Linked DNA regions of Mus musculus: region 1 is linked to region 2. Evidence: chromatin loops called from intact Hi-C (ENCODE). Cell type or tissue: left cerebral cortex. All regions are shown on one strand.

Region 1 (8,000 bases), 54 kb after region 2:
TAATATAATAAGGGAAATATGGTGATTACTGGACTTACTGTCAGGGACATAGGGGCGTGATGCTGAACTAATTTTCTTTCCTCAACACACTCAAATGTCTTCAGACTCTCCCTAAAGCAATGAGAAACTATTCCAAAGAGAAAAACAATGCCAAACTGTGTGTGCCCTGAACACATGCTCTAAAGAAAGTGCAGGACCAAAGGTAGAAGCTGCTCCATGCATGAATAGCAAAGGTAGAAGCAGCTCCGTGCATGAATAGCATAGACCCTACTAGTATGGCTTCCTCTGGGGACTGTTGTGCCAGAGATGGGAACTACTAAGGACATGCACTTACAGAATTATTCCTCCCCAGTCATTCATTCGGCAGAAAAATCTACCCTGCCTCATATAATTAACTGATTAAAAGTGGTTTATGATTGAACTCTAACCAAATGAGCTTGCACTGATTGAAGGACACATTTCAACACTTCCATTAACAATGGCTGTACTTGGAATAACATCTTTACTCAAGGAGAGAATAAACTACTATTTGTATAATACTAACACCTGTAATAATGCATCCAGCTTTATTAGCTCACTTTGGGACCTGAAAAGCATCACACATGAGGACACTTTAAGTCATCGGTTTCTAAGGACAATGGGTAAATTATTCACAATGCTCAATTCTAGTAAGAATAAGAAAACAAGTTATGCTTTATCCCTTTATGATATATGGAAACGTTGTCTTTGGTAACTAGAATCCGCAGTCACTACTGACTTGGCAGAACCCTGTTCTAAAGATGAGAATATCCAATCCATCTGGTGGTGGGAAAGGGTGCTTCCTTTGAACTCAGTACTCACTAAATGAAACAAGTGAATCCTTATCTCCTTTCCCAACTCCTGAACACTATCACTAACTTTAAAATGTATACTGCTCCTTCCAATACTGTACAGACAAGGGAATACCTAGCAGTTAGAGGCCATACTAGCCTTTCTCGATCAACAATGAATTTCTTAGTCATGAGTAGCAGTTCCAAAGTCTAGAGATCGGTGCTTGTGGGTTTGAATTCCACACTATCAGTAATCACCTTCATGAAGTTAAATAAACCATTAACCCATCCTCCTAGCCCCACTTTAGTTACCTGTGAACTGATGACAAATGCATGTAGTATGTAGCTTTCTAATCTGAACTGATCACATGCTGTAAGACTTTGAGAAATATCAAAGGGAAGATACAAATACAGCTGATAGCAGGAAAGGATTCCTTATTCGCATTAAATGACCCTGAGGACAGTATTCCTTTATAGTTCCACTAGTGATTTTTTTTTCCTAAGCCAATTTGTAGAAACTGGAAATGGTTTGACATATCTCTTGTACCTTAGAAGCTCCTTTGGATTGTTTGTAGCTAGAGTTTGTAGAATAGAACTTGAGCACTTTCATTCCTTAGGCCAAGCAGATTCCTTTATCAGCACTGAGAGATGGTCTGATCGCCTATAGGCGATTGCAATTTACCCCCCCCCCCCCCCACACACACACACACGTTGTCTCAGCTGTCTATCATGGCAACTTGGTTCAGATGGGCTCTTGAAACGGAAAAACAAAGAAACACTTAGAACAGATAGTGAATGGGTTTGGTTTAAAAGTCACATTAACCTTTAAAATGACAGGCGGGTAGAATGCCATGTAATTTTTACCTCCTCATACATAGCCAATCAATTATCACTAAACTGCCGATCTTTTCCCTCTATTTCAGGGTCTAGACTAATGGTTCTTAACCTTCCTAATACTATGACCCTTTAATATAACACAGTTCCTCGTGTTGTAGTAACCCCCAACCATAAAATTATTTTCATTGCTACTTTGTAATTTGGATACTGTTATGAATCATAAAAGGATATGCAGGCTCTGTGAAAGGGCCATTCAACACTATAGGACTCACAGCCCATGGGTTGGGAACCAATGATTTAGAGACCTTCAAATCCTTCTCCTATCATACACCAGTGGTCTGTTCCTCTAGACAGACCAAGTTAATCCTCCCTGGCCCCATTTTATCCTCCCTCGATCAAACAAAGCTTCAGTATCTGCATGAAGTACAACCCTTTTCACTAAGTGGCTACACACACAAGGAACAAGCTGCATGTACCAGAAATCTGACCCTAAAGTCGTTTGCCTACATAGTGTTCCAAACCAATCCAAACCAAGACAAAAGCCAGTTATTTAGAGTTCCGAACCTGTCCAAACTGAGACGCAAGCCTGTTTGGAGACTAGCATGTAAATGGGGTTGTTACTGTGCTGAGCATGACAGTAGGGGGAAAAAAATGAAACACTGCATGTTTCAAGAATTAGAACCCAGTCAATATATTGTCTGCTGTATAGACACTGAATTTCAATGTATTCTTTTGCTCCACCAAGGGAGGGAGGGAGGGAGGGAGGGAGGGAGGGAGGGAGGGAGGGAGAAGAAGAAGAAGGAGGAGGAGGAGGAGGAGGAGGAGGAGGAGGAGGAGGAGGAGGAGGAGGAGGAGGAGAAGGAGGAGGAGGAGGAGGGGGAGGAGGAGGAGGAGGGGGAGGGAGGAAGAGAGAGAGACAGAGAGAGAGAGAGAGAGAGAGAGAGAGAGAGAGAGAGGCAGAGACATCAGAGCATCAGGCATATGGCACAAATCCTAATACAATGAGAGCAAAGAAGATACATAATGAAACCTTTTCCTATCTACAAGATCATCCTTCAAATACACAGAATTCACTTAATTCTCAGGTCCAGCTAGTCCTTCAAACTTAGGCACCTAACAACACCTCTAAGAAGAGGCTCAGAATGTAAATGAAAGAAGCCACCACAAGGTGGTCACTGTTAAATTGTGACTTCTGTTTTCAGATTTAAATACCTTCTAGAGGGTAATAAACTGCTTTATCAAAAAAATTAAACTGTAACTCTAAGGAAAAAATGAAACTAATAACATTTGCAAGAGGTTAATTTTCAAGAACTTGAATATGTAATTTACCACCCACTAGCTTTTCATTAACAGCCAACAACTCATCATTAAAAACTTCGCTCTGCTTAGCAGTCCTTGGGTACCTGCAAGTCACCTGACTACAAGAATAACAATTCCTCATCATTTGGTTTTCAAGGTAACGCATCCAAAGGGCTAGGGTGCGACTTCTCCATTGTAACCACATTTGAAAGAGCATAGTAGAAGCCACAAACAATTAGAAGCCCCGTGGCTTGGATTCATCGGACAAAGTAGAATGTCACAATATTAATGGAAAGTCAGTAAGAGTAAAACCTTTCTCCCACCAAAAAAAATATGATAGTCATTCTCACAAAACTGAGACATGGTAAGAAAAAATAAATTCCCGGTATTCTTAAAGCTGCAAAGAAAACAATTATTTATTAACAAAAACTATAGAGATCTGTGAAGTATCAAACCACTCACTTTACAAACATTAGGTGGGGCTGTAGAGATGACTCCATTAGTATAGCACCCTTCATGCACATACAAGGACCTGATTTACATCCCCAGAGCCCATTTTTAAAAAGTAAAAAGCATGGTGGTACACATTTGTATTCTCCATCTAACTGCTGGAAGGAAAGTAGGGCAACAATTCCTGGGGCAGCCTGGTCTACTTGATGAATTCCAGACCAATGAGAGATCCTACCAAAATTAAAAGGTGAATGGCACCTGAAAAATACCACCCAAGTTCCACTTTGGTCTCCATGGGCACGCGCACACACACACACACACACACACACACACACACACACCATGTTATTTTTACTAAAATACAAGGTCTTTTACTAAAACGTTCTTCACCTTGTGGTGTCTATAATATACTTGGTATACAAGGTTTATCACGATTTTGGAATGGACACAGTGGGGTTTTTTATTGTAAAATAATTCACATTCACTCATTAATACATATATCTTAACCAATGAAACCAGCCGTTCTGTGTTTCACTGGATCCTGAAAGTTTTGCTGTTGTTGAATAGAAATTCAAATGGCTACCTTAAACTGGACATGAGGAACTTTCAGATGACAAGTCAAACATGCAGTTTTATGCCTAGCCACAAGCTCACTGGTACTTATTCAGCCGTAAAAAGCCATCTGAACTCAGAGCTCATCTGTACACTATTTGAATGTCTCAGACTTCAGCTGACATTACTCTAGACACCAAATGGGTCGTGATAGTGAAAGTCGAAAAGATTAAATATACCCTACATTTTGTAGATCACCTTTTGACAATTTTGCTCGTATTGACATACAAAAATATACAAAGGAAAGGTTTCAAAATTGTTCCCCAAATCCAGCTGCCCCCAGTCAGGCTCCCATGTTGTGTTTGTCTCATGCCCTGATTTGGCTTTCCTATGGCTATTAACTTTTTAATTGTTCTCCCACAGATAGGTAACAAGATAGTTTTAGATTTACAGAAACATCGGGCTAGAGAGATGGCTTAGGAGTTAAGCGGTTAAATATTGCCCTTGCAGAGAAGCTGGGTTTGGTCTTCAGCAGCCATGTTGGGCAGCTTACAACTGTTGCCTGTAACTCAAACTCCAAGAGATTTGCTATCTTAGTCTGGCCTATGGGGGCATCTGCATCCACGTGCATCTATCTCAATGCAGACGCACATACACAGAATGTTTAAAGACTACAAACAAAAAAGATTTCCAAGTATATTTAGAGATGATCTTTCCTATGAGTTTAAAATGATGCAAGCTGCAACTGCCTTTTAAAGGACATTTTCAGTTCCTATATTAGCCAACTTCTTCCTACACATAGAGTTGCTATTCTTAATGAAATTAGCATACATAATTATGTAAGAAATTATGGTGCGTTATCTCTAAGTAATAAGAGCCCTTATAATCCTCACACCAATTGTAAGACAGTCACTGCTATCACCCCACTTTGCAGATGGAAGGACAAAACTATAGAGAGATTAATTCACATTCCTACCACCTGCAACATGGGCCATATTGTGAACTCATGACTCAGCAGGATCATTGGACAGTTTCCTCATTGAACAATTTGTATATTATGATGGAAGGCTCTTCAGTCTTCACTTTGCACTCACAAAGTTATCATATACATAAATATAAAAATGTTAGTGCATATATGTGTGTGTGTGTGTGTGTGTGTGCAATTCATGTTTAACTATCTTCAATGTTGACCGCTATCTACAGAATAAAGTATGGATTCTTTGATCTAGAATGGACCCACTTGGTGGGCTTTCTAACCTTCTAGCTGTACCGATCTACACTTGGTACAAATTCTTTCCTCCTGAGGACTAATTGTCCCCAAACTCTTCACATCCCCTTATGTCTTTGTGCACTTGCAGAGGCACATGCTGAAACACTCCCCACTGCTGTGGCCATCTGGCAGGTTCCCACTCATCCTTCGTGACTAAGTGCTAGCATCTCTCTGGGCCTCCTTCCCTGATGCATAGCCACCAACAGAATTATCACTCCCACCTCTGCTTTATATACCCCTCCTTAACACAGTTGGTACAATGGCAAAAGTTTCCTATCTAAAAACTTAGAAGCAAATTATATGTCCCATCAGCACTGAGACACTTAAAAGCAACACTCTGTCTTTCCTCTGGCACTGAGCAGAGCAGGCACGCTTCAAGAACACTAGGATATGTAAATGGTCTGCATGGAATCTGGCAAAAAAGCATCCTCTACATGCACATTCTACAATTCCGGGGGCTTTGCAGTTGGTGAGATTAAACTATGAAGGTGAAAATAACAGATACCTATGTATCAAAATAAAAAGCAAAATCAACAAAGTCTTGATATTGCATAGCTTTCTTTGTACCTAGCATCACAGATCCACCGTAGAGGAGACCTTGACCCACGCAGGACACAATTAGTTCCATTAAACTGGAATGCATGAAAAAGTGGCCAGATGTAAGAAACAGCTGAATCTCTACAGGCCTATCTGTCAAGGAACATATTGAGTCTTGCTTGAAAGTATAGCTACCTCCTTCCCATTGCTATATGCTTCCTTCTGCCAGGGCATATCCAAACACCACCCTTTCTAAGTTAAAGCCACTCCCTGAAGCAGGCATCCTGCATTTTCCCCTTAAAAGATTTTCTTTCTTTAACTAGTCCTCTCCATGGATGACCATAAAATCCCTAGAACTCATCATCTTTGCACATCTTATTTCACCAGCTAGGCACCAAATCCACAAGAACAAGACTACATTCATTTTGCTCCACTCAACCCCAGTATCTTGGCCAGTGTCTAGTGCACTGCAGAATGGAGAATAAAGCACTTTAGGTTCTACAGCATCTTTACAAGTGAGTGTGTGTGTGTGTGTGTGTGTGTGTGTGTGTGTGTAAAAACTAAAATTCACCAGGGTTTACAAATAATGAAAACAATCTATGACTGCATATTATAGAAATCCCAGGATGCATTTCAGGTAAGAAAATTTCTCTCCAGAATTCCATATTAGATATCTTTTATTTGAATCCATCATCCAGATTTAAAAAAAAAAAACTTTAAAATTTGGCATCAGTAGCTATCTTGTTACTTATTACATAGATACTACATTTCTAGAGTAAGTTGTGAGATTGGATTTTATTTCCAGTGGCTTTTATACCTTAAATGTATAAAGTTTATGTCAGAGGAAAAGAAATACATAGGACAAAGAGGACAGGGTCTTTGCGTGAGGGGTAAAAACACTTGATTTTAAACCACAGCCAAAAAAAAAAAAAAACCAAACTTTATAAATCTCTAGAAAATGGAAGAAAATACAACCAAGAACGTACACGCAGTTGCTAGGCAAACTAATCCACATTCCCCTCACACTTAGACATCAAAAGAATCAATAAGACAATTGATGTTCCCGAGGAGGATTCCGTCACCGACCAAGGACAGCACAAGGTGTATGCTTGAAGTTAGAGCTCTCGCTGGAATCAGAAATAGCATCACCATTCCCGTTGAGTTCATTGACAACGTTCCCCAAAATGTGAATTCAGACAACTACAACTGTCTCTCAGTAATAAACCATGATAAACATTTATCATACACACACACAGGCACAACAACAACAACAAATCCTGCCTTCTCAATATGACTCCTGCCCCTATGTTGAAACACACTTAGTAATTTGTGAAGTCTTTCCTCAGCTGATTCCCATGTGGAGGCTTCATGGTGGAACCTCCCACGTGGAGGACCAAAATAAATAAAAAAAAAAAAAAAAAAAAAAAGGACAATACAATCTTCGTTTACTGAAATGGCGAATGCTGAGGAACACAGGTGAGCCCAAGGTCCTTCAGTGACCAGGAGTTCACTACAGATTCTTATGGCCTTGCCACCACACCCTCTGTGGAGACCCAGAATATAGAACCAGAATACATACACCCCCCCAAAGTGATTTACAGTACCAAATTTGACAGTAAGCCAAGCTGACTCGTGGGCAAGTACAAAATCCATATCATGTAGCGTGAGAGGCCTCCATCAGGAAAATGCTTACCTGGCAAGTATGAAACCTGAGTTGGATCTCCAAAACCCACATTGAGGGAAAAAAAAAAAAGTCTTGACAGTTAGACGCATTATTTGTAATTACAGCACTAGGAGGGGAGAGACAGGCAAATAGATTCCTCCTCAGGCTGACTGGCTCTAATCTAATGGGCAAGCTCCAGGCCAATGAGAGACTGTCACAAAGTAACATAGTAAATAACAGTACTCAGGGTTGATCTGTGGTCTTCATATGCACGTGTGCACCTGTCTCATATGCATGCACAATCACATACACACACCACACACACACACACACACACACACCAGACCCATAATGACAAAGGCAACAACAACAAGATATAAATATAAAAACATCTCAAGATATTTAACTAAATGGCTTTCTTCTCAGGAACTCTTCGAAGCACAAGTGAAAATCAAACCACAGTAAGGTCACAGTTAAAAAATACCAAGGTGTGAGAATTGTGGCACATTGCAGACAGCCCTGGGGCTAATTATATTTGTGAGGGGCTGTGAACAAGGAATGAGTCAGCCAGAACTCAGGTGAT
Region 2 (8,000 bases):
CTCATTTATTGAGGGATCCTTGTAGGATGGTTTCTGCAGAGTGTGAACCATTGCTACATGGGAAACACTATGGACAAGTGAGAAAATAAAGAAACTTATATGCTGTGTAACTTCATGCAAAGATCACCACAGGTCCAAATGCCGAATTTTCACTTATATGATGTAAAAAAGAATCCTCAATGACAGAGTTTTGAAGCACTTTTCAGAGTCTATCACTGGCTTATTTTATGTTCACTAAATCGGGCTTTTATTAGGAAAACAAATGCATCTCTTCTTTGTCTTGATTACAGCCCCCTTACCGTGTGGTTATAACCAGGGGTCATATTGCTAAAGACACTAGAACCAATGAGAACTCTCATGGTGGAAGGCTCTAAGTGCCTACACCCACCTTCACTCCTTTTGCATGTTCAAAGTATAAGACAAATGATCCTTGCCCTTCAGTACATTCTGTCAGAGCTGTGGTCCTGGTAGATGGGCTCAATTCTACTGTCCCTGTTTGAGTGTCCCCTTAACCTCTCACCTGCGTCTTACCCCCACCAGACTCATAAAAGAAAACCATCTGCTTTTGATCCCATGATGAGCTGTTCAGTCTGACCAAACAGTACATCAATTTCATATAACTCAGGACAACTAACTGTAAGATATAACAATGTATGCTGTCTTGGTTAGAGGTGAGCATCACAATTTTATATATTTATAAAGTTATTACAGTTTTAACTGGCAACATTGAGTTAAACAAACTTTATGAGAAAAAATGTAGGGGTTAGCCCTCTCCCCACAAAAAAACAAATAAAATAAAATGCTGACATCTGATTATAAAGTGAACTTTAACTCTGGGGGCTACAAGAACTTTCAAAGCCACTTTGTAGATGAAGTTTCATACTAGATACATGTTTTCCTTTACTTTTTCTGATTGTAAAAACATGATTTCACTTCTTTTTTCCTAGAAAAGCCATCTTTTGCCTTCTACTGAATACCCACACAGCCCAGGAAAAGCAAAAACCAAACACCTAGGTTAAAAACTGTCTGTTGTCTCCTCTTCCATGTTATAATATATATGAATTAATTAATCAATTATTAATCAATTAATTCAGGAAGTAAATACTGAGCACATCTGAACCAGGCACCAAACTGCGAAGAAGATGGGCTATAGTCACAACCAGGCAAGTGATCTCTGGGCCATACACGATTTTGATTCTCAGAACTACATGTTGACTGACAATTCACATGATTTTCATCTCGAACCAAACACCAAAGACATGCCAAAAGCTAAAAACTATAATCTCACCCTCAGGAAAACTATCATTAACCTGTTCTCTCCGGCCAACTTTATTGCTGTTTTGCCTTTATTCAAAGTGAACCCCAGGAAGTTTTAGGCTCCGGTTAGCCTGACCAACAAGGTATCATTACAATGAGTAATCTTCACATATTTTTAAGGTATTTGAACCTTGTAGCTATAAACAAAACATGCCTGGTACCCGTGATAATGTTGCTGAATGTCACTCTCGTCAGAACTGGAAAGTTCTGGGAGGGTCTCACCCCCACATCCCTGCATCCCATGCTCCATCTACAGACTGAAACTTTGTTCACAGTTTTGCATTTCCGTTAAGTGATACCTTTGAGTTGAACTGCCTTCCCTGCTAAAGCCAAGTATATATTCTTTGATTCCTACTTAGAAGGCACATTAAAGGATAAGCCTCAATAAGATTACTGATTCAATGTTATTCAAAAGAGATTTCATTTAATTAGATTTTTGGACGTTGGGGGAAAAAAAAAGCATATTTAGCATGATGAGATGAAAAGGCTCTAAGCGAAGTTGCACATAATAATTTTAGAAAGGTTTTACCAGATAGATCATAATTAAGTCATCTCTCTGCTTGTACTGTCAACAGAATTTGAACATGGAAGATCATGCACACAAGCCAAACTAAAGAAAACGAAGACAAAACCAGAATACATTATTCAGGAAATAGAAATAGTGAATCAGATTAAAGCACACTGAAATTAATTTATTATAATTTTAATGTTGATATCAAAACATTTAAATATATGAAAAAGTAGACATGATTTCCTGGAATGCTCACTCCTTGAGTATAAAGTAACACAAAGACCTGTTACACTTTCAACTGGCATGTGAGACACATGACAATCCCATATAGTGATATGATATATATCATATATCACCTTGTGACTGATATATCATCACAACATTATAAATGTACATATGACATACTCCCGTAACCATAAAACCATAACTTTGTATCATAAAACTGAGAGAATCTGGGGTACTGGGTCAGAATACATGTGCATAGGAACATGCACACACACACACACACACACACACACACACACACACACACTTGCATACACACACACTTGCATTCACACACATCAGACTACAAATAACTACCTAGAAGTACAAACAATGTGAAATCACGGCACAATGATGCTAGCTTGCAGATGTGAACATGCCTTTTATTAAAAATGTTAACCCTCAAGATGGGTGCAACAATACCAATTAGTCTCTATTCCTAATCTCCAAAGTATACAATGAGGGGATCAGGGCTTGAAACAGTGCCATAGTTTTGAAAAAAAGGAAATGGCAAAGAAGAAATTGGCTTTGGATTAATGAGCTGGCATATACACTACAGCCTTAATGGGTAGCGCTGACAGGGTTCAATTATAGCGGAGTGTGCAGCCTCATTACTGCCAGTGGCTGTCACTTAGAGCGCTGGTGCAGAGGAGAGTCCAATGTCTTCAGACAAAGGCTAGAGAAACATGAAAACAAAAGACATTTACAGAACATCCTAAGGAGCAAAGATCCTAACACCCCTGAAGCATACACACACACACATACATATACAAAAGTGCACATATATATATATACACATACACAAACATAAACACACATGCACACAAACATACATACACAAAATGCATATATATATATGTTATATATATATATATATATATATATATATACATACATACATACACAGATATAAACACACATGTACACACACACACACAAACACACACATACTTTTTATATTTACATTGGGTGAAGTTTTTTTGGCTTGGCTTATTAATTGGCTATTATACCTAGGGCTTTTAGTCAGTACTATAATTGAATTAAGGGCCAGTGTCAAGGTAGTCTTTTTTAAGGGGAACTTAATTACTATTCTCCCTAAAAAATAGATTCCCCATTAACAATGTTCCTCATCTTACTGAACACTGACTGTTAACTTTGCCATTTCATTACTCTGCATCCTCTTATGAATAATTATCACCCTTTACTACATGATTTTTAATACAGAGTTTTAACCGTCTGACAGGGTTTTAAAAGAAACGGAGCTCCATGAATAGTTATATGTAAATTTCTAGTAAATTGTCTTCATGTTCTGAGGTATAAGTGAAAGGGGAAATTCACTAAGTGGAGATTTAGGAAGGCCTGATGAATAAAAGTTTCAACTTTGACTGAGCTCCTGCTACAGAGATCCATCCCCAAAACACGTTCTGTGGATTCACTGACGAAAGCCAAAAGTGTTCTCTTTCTTGTGAATGGAGTGCCCTGAATTTCTACAGGAACAAGTGCATACTCACCAACTGCTTCTAAGGGTTTGAGTTCATGTGAACAAAAGCAATTAGTTACTAAGATGATACATGCACCTATACCATTTATCAGTAAATATTGAATGCAACATAGTAAGCATTATTTGATGTGCAGTATCACCTCTCAATGGTTACTTGAACAGCAAATTACAATGCTGACTTTTTATTTCCCCTCCTGAAAAAAAAATTAGAACTGTAGGTAATGTTAATAACCCATCTTTAAATAATAATTGGATTACTTTTCAATAATATATGAACAGCAGAAACAAAATCAATCTTACTAGAGATAATTCAGGAAATGCTTTTGTGGTTTTTTTTTTTTTTAAAGACAGAAACAATAGAAAATTCTGATTACTCGGAAGATCATTTCCATCTCCCCTTTCCTGAAGCCATAATAAGAATGTACAGCTGAGACTGATTTAAGTCAGGAGTTCCGTCCCCAAGGCCTAAAGAGACCGATCCATAACTACACAGTACACAGACTGCTGAGCCAAGGGAGGCTAAAATAAGAAGAAACATACAGAGAAGAAATATCTCAAAGGAACGGGCCTTTTCCACGCTGAGCAAACCATAAAAAAAGACAACACATATTCACCTTCTTAGACAGAAGGTAAAAACAGCCAGCTTTGTAGCAGGGATTCAAATGGGAACTTTTCTAATAAAGATAGATGACAGGAATGAGGCAGAGTGGTGATTCCATTTTAGAAGCCACAAGGAAAACAAAGAAATAAATATGTCCATTTGTGTCTATCTTTTTAGATATATCCTCATTTTAACACTTGCAGTAATTCAAATGGGAACAAAATTAACTTATTTCTGCAAACCCTCTCCCTACAGATGGTTATACTCTGCTGATTGACTTCTAACTTGAAATATCTACTTAGCCCAGTGGTTCTCAACCTTCCAAAGGCTATTATCTTTTAATCCAGTTTTTGGTGTTGTAGTGAAACCAACCATAAAATTATTTTGTTGATTCCTCATAAAAGTAATTTAGCTACTGTTATGAGTTATACTATAAATATCTGATGTGTCAGATATCTGATATGTGGTTCCCCAAAGGGGTTACCACCCACAAGTTGAGAACTACTGACTTAAGCCAAAGGTGTTCTAGCCATCCAAGCATGCTACTGGTTCAGTTTTGGCTGCCGTATTCTATCCTTGTGTCTCTTGCCCTCACCAGTTGCAAAATCACCAAGTGCCTTGTTACAATAACTGCTTCAAGAGCCAACCTTCTAAGTTGGTCTGGGATGTATTAACAAAGCCTCCCCATTCCCTACATTTACTTCTCAATCCAGCTTCATGTTCCCCACGCAACTGAACCATCTTGATTGCTGAGCTGGAGTACCGTGATCTACAATGGAAATTCAGAAAAATGCCAATGAATATGAGAATCCAATGTGTAAGAGAGCTAGAGAGCATGGCATTGCAGTATATTCCAGTTGGCACCCAACAGTACCATGAACATGAATAAAGACACTTAAGTCTGAAGCTTAGAAGTGGGGGGAAATTAATGCAATTTTAGCAGGCTAAAAAATATGCAAATGATCAAGTATAGATGATGCACTGAAGCACAAAGACCTTAGCTATGGGGAAAGGTCGATTCTCACCACCACCGCCACCCTTTACTGTAATGCATGACTTCATTATATCCTAAGACCCATAGCACTTTGTGGTTTATGTTCCTTCTCATATTTGCCAAGTTAAGCCACAGAGTGTAGGATGAAGACCGCCGCCGCTAAATGCTGTGCAACCACTAAAAATATATTTCACAGATACCTCTGATCTCACAGGCATAATTGGCAGGGACCAAAATATACTGCGACCTATCTCATCATTTCCAGCCTACAGTGTTAACAAGTTCAAAGAAATATCTTTTTTTCCTTTGGGTCTTTAGTAAAGTCCTAAAAGACCCTATATGTTTTTATTAGGTATATTTGTGACTAAAACATGCTCTATTCCCTTCTGAAGGTGTCAAATGACTAATCTTTTATTCTTAAAATATAGAAAGCTATATATAAAAAGCCATAGTATAGTTACCAGCTGGAAAGAAAAGATGCCAAAACTGGAAAGAAATATGTGCAAAGAGATGGAGTCTGCTAAATACTTCACACCAGAGTATAGAATGGTTTATATATTTACTGCACAGCCTTTTGACTTCTAATATAATAAGTGCATTTCTATTTTTAAGAGAAAGTAACATAAAAATTAAATTAAAATTGTTATTGATAGTAAAACTATTTCATTTTAATTTAAGAAACAAATAAAAATGGTGTTTTTCCAGCAGAATGTGTCTCTGTTTCTCAAATCTCCTCTGAATGATGTTTCCATCTTCACATCTGAGGGCAGTCCATGGCCACGTGAGCTGAACACAGCACTCACCCACTACTCAGCAGACTTGGGAGATGAACACAGGTAAGCTAGATGTATCAAAACCTCCTTTTCTCTGGAGAACAAGTTTTGGTTGGTTTTGACCTCCAAGCAACAACATTCATTTCCTCCCCCCAGCTTGACCCAACTCACGTGTTCCATTCTCATCAAAATCCCAAGCCTAGGAGCAAGTCCATAATTTAATAGTCGCCAGATTATATCATCAGCTAATGTCTGTTCCACCCATAATCATACACAAGGCTATACATGATCACTCCAACTGCCAAGCCAACAATGGTGACTCTAATTGTGACAAATCATTGAAAACAACAGCGATTCTTCCTCTTAGCCAACACGCTCACAACACTGAAACTCAAACTCTTTATGTCTTCTCTTGATCCTATCTACCCTGATTTAATTGTACTTTCCAGGCTCAGAGTTCACCATATTTGATGCTCTAATTTCTTTCCTTCCATGACCACTCCAGTCTATCTCAGAAGCTGTAGATCAGTGATTCTCAAATTTTAATGTGCATGCTATAACCTCATAACCTATCTAAAGTGTAGACTTAGAAACAAGTTCAAGTTGGTGCTTCAGATGTTATACTTCCAAGCATCTCCCATGTGGTACCCATTCTGGATCACTTGGATAATTTGAATACCACATCTCTGTGACCCCTCTGGTTCTCTAGACTATGTCTAGTGTGGACATTTTTATTGTGACAAGTACCCTAACCTATTCCCACAGGGTTAGTAACAATATCCCATTACAAACAGAAAACATATGATAACAAAACACCCAGACTCTAAGGAAAGTCACTTCAGTTATTTCCAGTCATAGAGCCCATAGAATTATCTTGCCAATCTTCATATATAGATAGATGGTAGGTATCTATCTAGGTGTGTAGGTAGATAAACAAGTTGATGATTGATTGATATATAGATAGATAGATAGATAGATAGATAGATAGATGGAAGGAAAGAAAGAAAGAAAGAAAGAAAGAGAGAGAGAGAGAGAGAGAGAGAGAGAGAGAAAGAAAGAAAGAAAGAAAGAAAGAAAGAAAGAAAGAAAGAAAGAAAGAAAGAAAGAAAGAAAGACAGGAAGGAAGGAAGGAAGGAAGGAAGGAAGATAGATCATGGTTGGGCTATTAAATTCTAAATTCATTTAAATTAAAATAACTTACATATAACAACTCTAAGAAAATAACTTACATATTCCCAGATTCTAAGGAAAGTCACCTCAGTTATTTCTAGTCACAGTCCATAAAATTATCTTGCCAATATTCATACATAGATAGATGGTAGATAGGTAGCTATCTAGGTATGTAGGTAAATAAAAATAATTGATGATAGATAGATAGATAGATAGATAGATAGATAGATAGATAGGTAGGTAGATAGATAGATCATAGATAGATAGATAGATAGATAGATGATAGATAGATAGATAGATGGATGATGGTTGAACTCATTTAAATTAACTTACATAGAACAACTAAGAGACAGAGTCCATGTCAGTTCATGATACTTTAATTCAATGCATGCCACCCTCGGGTCCCATATGATACTGTGATTGAATGCATGCCACCCTCAGGTTCCATGCTGACATTACTGACATCCACAGGCACACCCAGGGTTTATTTCTCAGCATTGATAGCTGCATAGCACCAGCTTTTACTCCATAGAAATCAGACCTACATTACTTACCAATAGCTGCATCCTCCTCCAACAATACCACAGGTTATATTATAAAATAATCCACATCTGAGCAGGCTGCTTTCCTCTTTCACTATTCTCAAAGGGCTCTTTTGCATGAATATAAGAAAAAAATCAGCTCTTTTTCAAAGGATTCAAGGGAAAGGAGTGTCAAGCAATGTTTAACACCACAGTTAGAAACCTAGACTGTTCTGAGCCCTCTAGGCACCCATAAATAAAGCTAGATTTCATTATGGGCCTGACAGCATTATATAGCCCTAAATTTTTTATTTTATTTCAGCCCTAGACAAAAGCAGAGAGAAAGAA

Evidence for each region. Hi-C counts contacts between places; a loop is a spot of excess contacts. Peaks named below come from ENCODE experiments on the same cell type or tissue, not always from the same donor. Only the 100,000 strongest peaks of a DNase experiment are listed, where the experiment ranks them.
Region 1: it touches region 2 in a loop (8-fold over the local background); 3 of 42 quality-filtered maps call a loop at or near these places.

What each region holds. Positions count from the first base shown.
Region 1 is chr10:110,435,233-110,443,232 of GRCm38, forward strand. It overlaps a transcript of Nav3 not described here. Among named protein-coding and RNA genes, the nearest start is that of 9230102K24Rik, 160 kb to the right of the region's middle. In left cerebral cortex, no CTCF peak of the experiment used is centred here; DNase peaks (open chromatin) are centred at 4,607 and 5,375; H3K27ac peaks cover 3,549 bases.
Region 2 is chr10:110,381,347-110,389,346 of GRCm38, forward strand. It overlaps a transcript of Nav3 not described here. Among named protein-coding and RNA genes, the nearest start is that of 9230102K24Rik, 220 kb to the right of the region's middle. In left cerebral cortex, no CTCF peak of the experiment used is centred here; DNase peaks (open chromatin) are centred at 4,129 and 5,383; H3K27ac peaks cover 2,417 bases.